Regions from separate parts of the Homo sapiens genome. Here region 1 is linked to region 2. Evidence: chromatin contacts called from ENCODE Hi-C or POLR2A ChIA-PET data. All regions are on one chromosome and are shown on one strand. Each heading gives the region's core, a stretch centred on a gene start or an enhancer-like site at or near the end of the contact. The rest is flanking DNA. Distances are from core to core; before and after follow the strand shown. Region 1 has its middle 23 kb from the start of LINC00598. Region 2 has its middle 230 kb from the start of LINC00332.

What was found. A loop is a pair of places that touch in the nucleus more often than their neighbours do. ChIA-PET counts read pairs that join two places held with the same protein, here RNA polymerase II (POLR2A). Pooled maps may share reads with other maps.
Region 1: a map of endothelial cell of umbilical vein shows a loop between it and region 2 (16-fold over the local background). The contact joins two enhancer-like sites. A Hi-C loop is called at or near these places in 1 of 168 maps with a recorded cell type or tissue (endothelial cell of umbilical vein), 1 of 37 single-sample maps with no recorded cell type and 7 of 50 pooled maps. POLR2A ChIA-PET finds 5 or more read pairs at or near these places in 1 of 52 experiments (activated CD4-positive, alpha-beta T cell).

Annotation. Positions count from the first base shown.
Region 1 is chr13:40,501,000-40,506,996 of GRCh38, reverse strand. No RefSeq gene overlaps it. Among named protein-coding and RNA genes, the nearest start is that of LINC00598, 23 kb to the right of the region's middle. Within about 2 kb of position 2,590, at least 5 of the 41 ENCODE cell types and tissues checked have a DNase peak (open chromatin) inside an H3K27ac peak, as active enhancers do; they include endothelial cell of umbilical vein, where a contact is called at or near this core.
Region 2 is chr13:39,948,731-39,954,410 of GRCh38, reverse strand. No RefSeq gene overlaps it. Among named protein-coding and RNA genes, the nearest start is that of LINC00332, 230 kb to the left of the region's middle. Within about 2 kb of position 1,975, at least 6 of the 41 ENCODE cell types and tissues checked have a DNase peak (open chromatin) inside an H3K27ac peak, as active enhancers do; they include endothelial cell of umbilical vein, where a contact is called at or near this core.

The sequences.
Region 1 (5,997 bases), core at 1,341-3,840, 550 kb before region 2:
TCTGCCTCTTGCACCCCGCCTCCAGCTCTCTTCTTCTTTTCTTTGGGTCCCAGCCTCTCTTTTTGGATACCTTCTTTTATAAAATAAAACCCAGATATTTGGCCCTGTTCAGAACTGCAGTTCCTGTCCCCCTCACTCCCTATATCCTGTAGCATGCATCCACAATGAGTTTCCTTCATAAACAACATGCTTCCGGAATTTCTCTGATCTGATTTCCTCTGCATCACCTTTGCCAGAATCACACTTGCCAAGGTTTCCAGTGACTCCTAATCATCAACAATCCTAACCGTCAACAAAACAGACCATTCTCCATGTTTTGTCATTCATTCATTCATTCATTCATTTGATAAAGCTGATTGCACATGTACCATGCTGGACACATGAGATGAAGGATGCAGGTCCTGCTGTCAACACACGTGCATTCCAGTAGAGGAGAAACCAACACACAGACACCAATGTCTGGCTCCTGACCTGATCTGAGGGCAGGAAATGCTTCCTAGGACTCTCGGTGGCTTGGTTGGTTGGCTCATCAGTTGACTGCTTAATACCTTCCTTTACCTGATCTACATGTTTTGCCCTTTAATCCAAGCTATTCTTACATCCTCCTTTGGAGATAGATATGTTCTGTAATCCTGTCTTTATAAAGCCCCTTAGTATACACCACATATTTAAAAATACCTACTGTGCACAGATCAAGGCTTCAATAACATAAAAATGCAAGAGGTTGAGACCACAGCAAATGAGCATTTAAAGGAAGGCAAGAAGGAACTGTTTAATGAAAGAAAAAAAATGGCAAAACAACTTGAAACGACTTAGAGTGAGAACCTAACCTTTATTCATAAACACCTACAGATGCTTATGACTGTCAGTAGTCAACATTCAGGGATGCTTGGATTTTGCCCTTTCATCCAAGCTATTCTTACACCCTCCTTTGTAGAGAGATATATTCTGTGATCCCAGAAAGCCCCTTAATACATACCACATATTTAAAAATGCCTAAATGTACAGATCAAGGCTGCAATAACATATAATGAAAGAAAAGGATGGCAAAACAGAACTTAAAACAAGTTAGAGTGAGAACCTAGTGTTTAGTCATAAACACGTACAGATGTTTATGAACGTTAGCAGTCAACATTCAGGGATGCTTGTTCAGCCAGTAGGTGCCGGGTAATGGAGCTGATTGCTCATCAGCTACATCTGTTCTGATTGACAGAGTGGATTTCCAATAAAGATAATCAAAGCCTCGGCTCAGGCTCCTTCACCTTCACAGCCATGTGAGGGTCCAGTAAACTGTTCACATGCTTATAGGTTTTTGTAAAATTTATACAAGTAAGATAAATGATCTATAATTGGTTAAGACCACAGTCTCTTTCTAGTGCGATTTCCTCTCCAATATACTCCCTTCTTGAATTGGTGACTGCAGGCATTTTTGGGATCAGAATAAGGGAAGCGGAGTCAAGCAGACATTTAGTTTGGATTAGAGGTATATATTTATGAGGTTCACAGTTGCTTCTGTGTATAGTTAACTATTTGTAGCCACTCGTGTGAGTAGTTTACAGAAATGCTTCTAATGCCGATTGTGCTGACTCAACCAGTTCCATGACTGAGCTGAGGTGAACAGGCATTTAAGGACCTGGCACCAGAAGTGTGTGGGTAATAGAAGATGATCAAGGTTTGACATGGAAGGGGCCAGAAGCTATTCTGTGACAAATTCTTCCCATCATCAGATATGTAAAATTTTAAGCTGAAGATTCAACTGTCATCAATGCCTTGTCAAAATATAAGCTGTCTCTTGTCCAGTATATACTTGATAATGCAGCCTACGAAACTGTAAATGCACCGCAGAAAGAATTATTTTCATATCTTTCCATAGGAAATCCATAGAAATATTCAGATATTAACAAGTAATCTGTAACAAAAAATTCAATCATAAAAGCAGTAACAGATAAAGAAGATAAAATCTTTGAAAAGAAGTAATGGATACACTCTTGAATTCTTGGCAATCAAATTAATGAAGAGGTATGAATCTAGTCACCCCAGAACCCCAGCGAAATGGGCCCCAGTCCTGAGTCTGTGCTCTAGGGGACCCAGTTATAGCTTTCCTCCTTGTTCCATTCCAAGGGTGCGGAGTCCCTGGGGAGTGAGGAGACACTTGCCTGTCAGTGGTGTTAGCCTTTGGCAGTTTTGACAAGAAGTCTACACCTGTTTCTCCACACTGGAGCCTCGTATCTGGAAAGCACATTCGGGAAAGAAATTTGTAAATCACACTGGAGAGAGAGTAGCAAACCAGAACATATAGCCAGTGTATTGGAGAAGGCCAGATGGTAGAAAACCAAGTGCAATTTTGTGACATGTAAAAAGTAGCCACCCACTTAGGCTACCCCACAGGAACAAGGGAGAGCCAAGTGCCTCAGAATAATAGGTTGAAGAGGAAGTTGGCTGGAGAGAGAGGCCCTTGGAAAGAAGAATGCTGTTGAGATGGGTGGATCTTGGCTGGCAAGGCCCTGAGGGTGACAGGCCATGGCTCTGCCTTCCAGAGCCAGCAGGAATGTGTGGTGACCCTTGTATCCTGCCCGCCTGCCTGGCTGAGGCTGCAGCCAGACTACGAACTAAAATGAAAATATCCTTCTAAGGGTATTTCAGGTTCAAAATCCAGTTGGCTAGTGGGAGGAAAAGGATATTATCTGATGACAGATAGTGGTAGCCAGTGTCTGATGGTTACTCATAGAATCAACATAGGCTGGGAATTCCAGGGAGGTGCATTCCAGAAAGCCTGCATCCTAGTACTTGACTCTGGTTTAGGGAAACAATGGGGTGTCATGGAGGGAGTGTGTGTGTGTGTGTGTGTGTATCTGTGTGTTCCTGTGTGTGCTGAACATTCATCTCTAGTCATGATGTGACTGGAGTTAGAAGGTCATTCCTCCATTCTTCAAAAGCTTGGGGATTCCTGAGAACACTAAGCTCAGGAGGATGATGTTTGCTTTTCCTCAACTCATGTTGCAAATATCTATGGTGAGCTTGCTCTATACCAGCCATTTGTGCTAAGAACTGGAATGTAAAGATAGAGGAGATAGGCTCCCTCCCTTTAGGATTCTGAAAATTTAACAGGGGGCTTACAGAATTATGTTCTGATAAAGAATGATCTAGCAGAAACTAGCAGCTACTCGTTAATTCTCTGGACGTCGGCATTGGCTGAGTTATGTTGGATGACTTTTGGACTGGGAGCAAAGATGGATGTTTGCAGTAAGTTAATTTTGGGCTATAAGACCTTCTGTCTCATAACAGATCTATTTCCATTTCGCTCTACTTTTCAGCACATCAGTTTCGGCTACTCACAGCCTCGTAGGTCCCTGGATGAGTATAAGTACAAAGAGCATTCAGTAAGGTCACTACTCTCTGTTGCTCCTCTTGTAACTGTCTTCTAAGTATAAAGCTGACCAGTGGCTCCTTCCAAATTGGTCCATTGCTGTATGGGTGGTAAGGATGGCTCATCTACAGTAATGGCCCTTAATCTGGGGACTGAAGCACTAGCTGTTGGGAGCCAGAGTCCATTGTGTGCATTGGTTGACCCTGAGAGCTAACCTGCTGGTTCTGCTGTAGAAACCTATGCTCTTCACTCAAGGAAGCCATTTGGGCCAAAACAGTAGAATGTTTTCAGGGCTGTAATGTGAGTAAGTTATGAAACAAATGGCAGTGAAGTCAGTGCTTTGTCTTCTTCCAAAGAAGAAGAAACATGAAAGCTATTCTATGCTTTAAAGTTTAATGGTTTGCAGCAATAGCACAGAACATTCCTACATTACGAGGTATGAGCCATTCTGTATGATAATAAACAAGAGTAGCTGACATGACTCCATGTTTGGTGAAAAAGGGAGGATATCCCAGAACAAAGAACCAGAGAAGTGGATAAAATTCCATAGAAAGTTGCCATTGAGGGTGATGGTGACGTGGGATGTCATAGAGGGGAGGGTGTGTGTGTGTGTGTGTGTGTGTGTGTGTGTGTGTAGTTGAGCATTCATCTCTAGTCCTGATATTTAGCTATAGTGTTGCCCCTAGGAACTTGGAAATTAAAGGAGCAGAAGTAAGACTATGATGGTTGTAAGCTTCTCATCCAATGGGACTGTGGCCAGCCCCTAAGAAACAACTAACTTAAGCATAGGAGCAACCAGCGAACAAATGTCCAGGCAAATGGATGCTTCCTTGTGCCTCCTTGCTTTCTAAACTAGTTAGTTTGCATTATTTGTATAGTTAAAAGATAATGCTTATGTTATGCAATTTGCTTGTAGTTTAGAAAAGTGATTATACTGATAGTTTTTCCTGGATATCTTTAAATCCATTGTTATACTTGACAAATACCTCTCAAATCTCTCAAACATTCTTCCTAAAAAGAACTGTGAACATCTCTCAGTGCCTTGGGCAGGTCTTTGAATGTAGCAGGCGATTGGAAGTTTGCGGTTGTTGATGGCTGATGATGATGATGATGATAATGTTTTATATGCTCACTATGCACGAGGTTCTTTATCCTGCACTTGGCTTTCATGAAGTCATTTCATTGCCAACACTCTGAGTCAGGTGTTGGCAATAAGAGGATAAGTAACTAGTCTGTGTCCACATGGTGCATGAGTGGCTGAACTGGGAAAGGGACCCTAGTGTTTCAGACTCTAAAGTCTAAGCTCTTAATTGCTCCACTGTACTGATTCCATGATACTCATGAGCACTGACTACCTGCTACTCCTCTCCTTACCAGATATAAGTCAAACCATATAAATAAACCAGATGTTTTTTCCCTAGACAAAGATGCTATTATTGCTCGAGAAGATGAATATCAGAGATTTTTATAAAAGCAAAATTGGGAATCCGGTTTTCTTTCAATGGGATATTTGCTGCCAGGTCCTGGGAGAATATATTTTTTCTTTTCATTTTATTTTTAGTTGACACATAATAATTGTACATATTTCTGTGGTACAGGTGATATTTCAACATATGGTGTGCAATACTCAAATCAGAATAGTTAGCGTTTCCATCACCTCAAACATTTATCATTTCTTTGTGTTGTGAACATTCAAAATCCTTTCTTCTAGCTTTTGAAAATAACACTAAATTATTGTTAACCGTATTCACCCTACCCAGTGCTACAGAACACTAGAATTTATTCCTCCCATCTGGCTGTAACTTTGTGTCCATTAGCCAACCTCTCCCTATCCTCCCTTCCCCACTACCATTCCCACCCTAATCTCCACAACTCTACTCTCTGCTTCTCTAAGCTCAATCTTTTTTTTTTTAAATATGGAATTTATTTTTCTGTGCCTAACTTATTTTACTTAAAATTATGTCCTCCAGGCTTATTCACATTGCTGCCAATGACAAGATTTCATTCTTTTTTTTTATGACTGAATACTATTCCATTGTGTATATATACCCTGTTTTCTTTATCCACTCATCTGTTGGTGGACACTTAGGTTGCTTCCAAATCTTGGCTATTGTGAATAGTGCTGCAGTAAACATGGGGGTGTAGGTATCTCTTCGGTATATCAATTTCCTTTCTTTAGGATAAATGCCCTGGGGAGTATCTTAAAGATGGTGTTCACTTTGTTATTAACAGATATGTTCCCTGCCATCTTCTTAGCTACTGAAAAAAAGTGGATGCCTGGTCCAGTGGACTAAGCAGGTCTGGCATGGAGCTTCTAGTTCTAGCCTGACCACCCTCACTCACAGGCTGTGGGATTAAATCCAAGATACTTGATGATCCATTGTATTAGTCTGTTCTCACGCTGCTAGTAAAGACATACCCAAGACTGGGTAATTTGTAAAAAGAGATTTAATTGACTCACAGTTCTGCAGGGCTGGGGAGGCCTCAGGAAACTTACAATTATGATGGAAGGGAAAGCAAATACGTCCTTCTTCACATGGCCGCAGCAAGGAGAAGTGCCAAGCAAAGGGGGAAAAGTCTCTTATAAAAACATCAGATCTTGTGAGAAGTCACTCACTACCATGAGAACA
Region 2 (5,680 bases), core at 726-3,225:
GTAACAGTATGAAACTCTTCCAAAGGATGCTGAAAATACTAAGGCATGGTAAAATCCAAACGTGTCCTCCTCTCATAGTTTAGGTAGGAAGTTTTAGAAGGAGGATGGACACACCCACATTTAGTACTTTGTTTGACAGCTTTTCCCAAGCTGACCCTGACTTCGAGGAAATAGAAGAAAAGCAACAGGATTCCAAATCTGAGCAGCCCTAATCTGAGAAGAGGAATTCTGGTCCCTGTGTGTGAGGCCATCTTAACGATGACACTGGAAGGTCCAGATGCCTGATTTGGGATGATGGGTGGAGGAGCAGATCTTGGTATCTCAGATTTTAAGGTAATAAAATCTGCAATGACAGAAAGGCAAGGGAAAGAAATAATTAACTTTAGTGACCCCTCATCCCGTGTCAATGTGGCTGAGGAGGGTAATGATCACAAAATCCCTGCAAAAGGAGTCCAGGAGGAATCCTCTCGGGTACTCCAAGGCCAAAGTCTATGTCCCTGCATTTTAGCTCAGCTCCTGAGTCAGCCTGTTGGTGGCATCTATCCTTTCTCCAACTTTGGTGGGTTCTGTGTGCTAATAATATAGCTTTAAAAATGTAAAATAAACTTCAGTGTTTTTTAAAAATAAAACTTGATAATTATTATATCTCCAACTATGCAGTCATCAAAATACCAGTATTTGTCAGGGAGACACAGTTTTCACTGGGCATCTCCGGGATTCTCGAGTCTCTGTGCCTGAGCTGTTCACAGCTCCGTTGTCTGCAGGATTCATCCTGTTCTTCTCATAGATACCATCCCTCCCTTCGTTTCAAGGGCCTTCTTGGGTTTGCATTGGGATATCTGGCAAATCACCGTGCCTCCCTTCTTTCTATTCTCTGCAGCTGCTCTCTTCCCTTTGCTTCTCTGGGGCCTGATGGCAATGTGGTAACTTCCTAGTGCTCTGTTGGCTACGAGTGTGGCTGTCAGAGATTTTTCTCCTGTCTTCTCTTTTTCATGTTGGATGTCTACACAATGATAGTGAAATAGGATTGTATTATGAGCAAAGTAGCTGAAGAGGGTTGCCACACCCTTCTTGTACCATCTTCCCTTTAAGTACTCAAAGCTGGGGAACAGACTGAAGAGCTGGATTGAAAATTGCCCACCGGCTGCTGTGAGCACTGTGCCCCTGCCTGGGCCCTGCCTCTCCTTCAGAGCATGGCTGTGCTATGGGTTCTGCTGCCTTAGGTAATGACTTCACTCAGTCTTCTCCTCTTGTTCCTAAGACAGTACATAACTGCAGGCTGGCTTGAGATGCTTCAATGCATAGATCACTAAGGTTACCTACCTAGTAGGGGAGACATTATATCCTGGGTGTTTCAGGTTGGCCCAGTGCCAGGGAAACTTCCCAGGCCTCCTGCCCCTGTGGTACATTCAGAAAGAACCCTTCACTGATCACCGTCTCCACAGAACATACACTGGGCTCTGAGGCTGTGCATCTCCTTCTGAATTCTTTCCTGCAGGGCACTCAGTCTTTCTCTCTCAATCCCCCGGGTTTGTTTTTCATCCTACCATCCCCAGGAACCCAGCTGTGACTTTTCTGTGGTGTCCCACTCCCTACCCCCAACACCCCCAATGGTTCTCAGTCATGTCTCTGATGTTATCATCTGCAGGAAATCAAAACACCATGTGTGTGAACATAAAATTCTGTCATTTATTTGTGCTACAGACTTCAGGAAGGGAAAAAAATCACAGTTCTCTTTTCATTAAAAAAAAAAAAAATTGGCACAATGTTTAAGCATTCGTGACCTTAAATCAGCCTGTTATTAACAGCCAGGAAATGCCTGACCGACAGGTCCTCACTGCTATTATAAACTGTGAAAATTATAAAAATGGAAATAAAAAATAAAGTAATTACCTCTTCATGTATTAAAAAGTTAGGTTGAATGGCCTGTTGCCATGGAGATGATTTCCTGTTTACTGAGCTGGTCTTCCCCAGCAGTTAAAGACCAGTCACCCAGCCAATGGGAAAACAGCATTTTTCTTTCCATGTTCCATTAGCATTTATCATAGTGACTCAATACAGTCTATAATTTACCAGTCAGTAAAATTTAGTAAGTTGTATTTTCAGATATATTAGTGGGTTTTAATTTTTATTCATTGTATGAAATTACCACCATGGCTAAAACACTACTTTATAGTTTGAGAGGGGAAGAAACCCTATATTTAAAAATATCCTAGTTGCCCCTTTTAAAACCTTGCTACTGTCTTTCTAGTGCATCAGAAGGACTTTCACAGTAAAACAGTTTCTCATCTCTTCATCGCTTTGAAGGAAGGCTATATTTGTTACCAATAGTAATATTACAGATAATACTCACATTAACAACAGCAAGAACCCAAGCTGCCATTTAATTATCTATCAGTTCTTTGGGCTTTTTACCTGAAAGATCCCAGGATTCTAAAATAAACTACTTGGTGCATGATAGTAAATAAAATTATTTGAAAACCAAGGAGTTATTTTCCTGAATGTAAAAATAAAACTTAATACAAAGATATCTAATGCCTCTTAGGAGATGGGACTACAGATTTCAGTAACTAAGTCTTTTGAAGGAGAAGGATGTGTTGACTTGTTAAAAGTTCCAAGCCCCATGGAAATACAAATTGTGGAGATAAAAAGGAAAGGGAATTGTATACTTTCTCTTGAACATTTAGCTGAGAGGAAGGCAGCCTGAAGTGATCTGACCAAAGCTTCAAAGTGCTCATTATAGAGTTGGCCCCAAACAACAGCTCTGGTAACAGGGACCTTCATGGAGCTCTTTGTCTTCCTTCTTCATGGGCCTGCCTTCACCTCTGAGGAAGCCCAAAGTTTCCCTGTTCTTCCCAGTCTACTTTCCCACCATTCTCCTTCCTGCTTAGCGCTCTCTGACCTCTCCTTCCTGCCCCCTCCCCTCCCCATCCACCCCCTGCCCTCCCTCCTCCCCCACAGCTGATCCTGTGTAACATCTGTGGCTGTTGGCCACACCCAGCCCTGGAGGCACAAAATATGGGCAACAAAATTATTCAGACACAGCTCGGGGCTGGACACCGAGTATGACTGCAGTTTATCTCAAAGAATTAAAGCATTTGTTGCATTTTTAAAGAGTTGTAATTAACAATAGACATGGATTCAGCATGAAAAATTGGAATTGTGGAGTGTAATTTTAAAGTATCACTGATTTGTGTCCACTCCGGGTACATGACAGAGGTCCTAGAGTTATTTGTGCACTTATTTAGTTCTTCCTTCCGAGATAACAGTGTCTTGAAAGCAGCAATCCTATTTTATTGACCTTTGTATCTCTCACAATATCTACTATAGGGAGGAAGAGAAATTCATTTTTTTTAATTTTTATTTTAGGTTCAGGGGTACATGTGCAGATTTGTTATAAGGTAAATTGTGTGTCACAGGGGTCTTGCGTACAGGTTATTTCATCATCCAGGTAATAAGCATAGTACTCAATAGGTAGCTTTTTCCATCCTCTCCCTCCCCCCACACTCCACCTTCCAGTACACGTGTCCACATATACTCAATGTTTAGCTCCCACTTATAAGTAAGAACATGTGGTATTTGTTTTTTCTATTCCTGCTTTAGTTCACTTAGGATAATGACTTTCAGCTCCATTCATGTTGCTGCAAACAACATGATTTTATTCTTTTTATGGCTGTGTAGTATTCTATGGTGTATATGTGCCATATTTTCTTTATCCAGTTTACCATTGATGGGCACTTAGGTTGATTTCATATCTTTGCTATCGTAAATAGTGCTGCAATGAACATACACATGCATGTCTTTTACGGCACAATAATTTATATTCCTTTGGGTATATGCCCAATAATGGGATTGCTGGGTCGTATGGTAGTTCTTAAGTTCTTTGAGAAATCACCACACTGCTTTCCACAATGGCTGGACTAACTTACATTCCCACTAGCAGTGTTTAAGTGTTAACTATTTCTCTGCAACATTGCCAGCATCTGTTATTTTTTGTCTTTTTAATAATAGCCATTCTGACTGGTGTGACTTGATATCTCATTGTGGTTTTGATTTGCATTTTTCTAACGATTTGTGATGCTGAGCATTTTTCATATGCTTGTTGACCACTTGTATGTCTTCTTTTGAAAAGTGTCTGTTCATGTCCTTTGCCCCCTGTTTAATGGGGTTGTTTATTTTTTGCTTGTTACTTTGTTTAATTCCTTATAGATTCTGGATATTAGACCTATGTAAGATGCATAGTTGGCAAGTATTTTCTCCCATTCTATGGGTTATCTGTTTCCTCTGTTGATAGTTTCTTTTGCTGTGTGGAAGCTCCTTAGTTTGATTAGGTCCATTTATCAATTTTTGTTTTTGTTGCACTTGCTTTTGGCATCTTTATCATGAAATCTTTGCCCGAGCCTATGTCTGGAATGGTATTTTCCAGGTTATCTTTCAGGGTTTTTATAGTTTTAAGTTTTAAATGTCTTTAATTCATCTTGAGCTGTTTTTTGTGTATGGTGTAAGGAAGAGGTCCAGTTTCAGTCGTCTGCGTATGGTTGGTCAGTTATTCCAGCACCATTTATCGCATAGCGAGTCCTTTTCACATTGCTTGTTTTTGTTGACTTTGTTAAAGATCAGATGGTTGTAGGTGTGTGCTTTTATTTCTGGACTCTATTCTGTTCCATTGGTCTATGTGTCTGTCTTTGTACCAGTATCATATTGTTTCAGTTACTGTAGCCTGAGTATAGTTTAAAGTTGGGTAACACGATGCCCCCAGCTTTGTTCTTTTTGCTTAGAATTGCCTTGGGTATTCGGGCTCTTTTTTGGTTTCATATGAAAATAGTTTTTCCCTATGAAATAGTTTTCCATATTAAAAACTATTTTCATATGGAACCAAACTTATTAAAATAGTTTTTCTAATCCTGTGAATAATGTCATTGGTAGTTTGAAAGGAATAGCATTGAATCTGTAAATTGCTTCAGGTAGTATGGCCATTTTAACAGTATTGATTATTCCTGTGTATGAACATGGAATGTTTTTCCATTTGTGTCATCTCTGATTTCTTTGAACAATGTTTTGTAATTTTTGTTGTAGAGATTTTTCACCTCCCTGGTTAGCTGTCTCCTAGGCACTTTATTCTTTCTGTGGCTATTGTGAATGGAATTGTGTTCTTGATTTGACTCTCAGTTTGAATGTTGTTGATGTGTAGAAACACTACTGATTTGTAAACACTGATTTTGTACCCTGAAACTTTATTGAAGTTATTGATCAGATATAGGAGCTTTTGGGTAGAGACTATGAGGTTTTTCTAGGTATAAAATCATATTGTCTGCAAACAGAGATAATTGGACTTTCTTCCTGTTTGGATGTCTTTTATTTCTTTCTCTTGCCTGATTCCTCTGCCTAGAACTTCCAGTACTATGTTGAATAGGGAAGGTGAGAGAAAGCATCCATGTCTTGATTTGATTCTCAAGGAGAATGCTGCCAAGTTTTTCCCATTCAGTATAATGTTGGCTGTGGGTTTGTCATAGATGGTTCTTATTATTTTGAGGTATATTCCTTCAATGCCTAGTTTGTTAAGGTCTTTTTTAACATAAAGAGATGCTCAATTTTACTGAAAGCCTTTTCTGCATCTATTGAGTTGATCATGTGGTTTTTGTCTATAGTTCTGTTCATGTGATGAATCACATTTATTGAT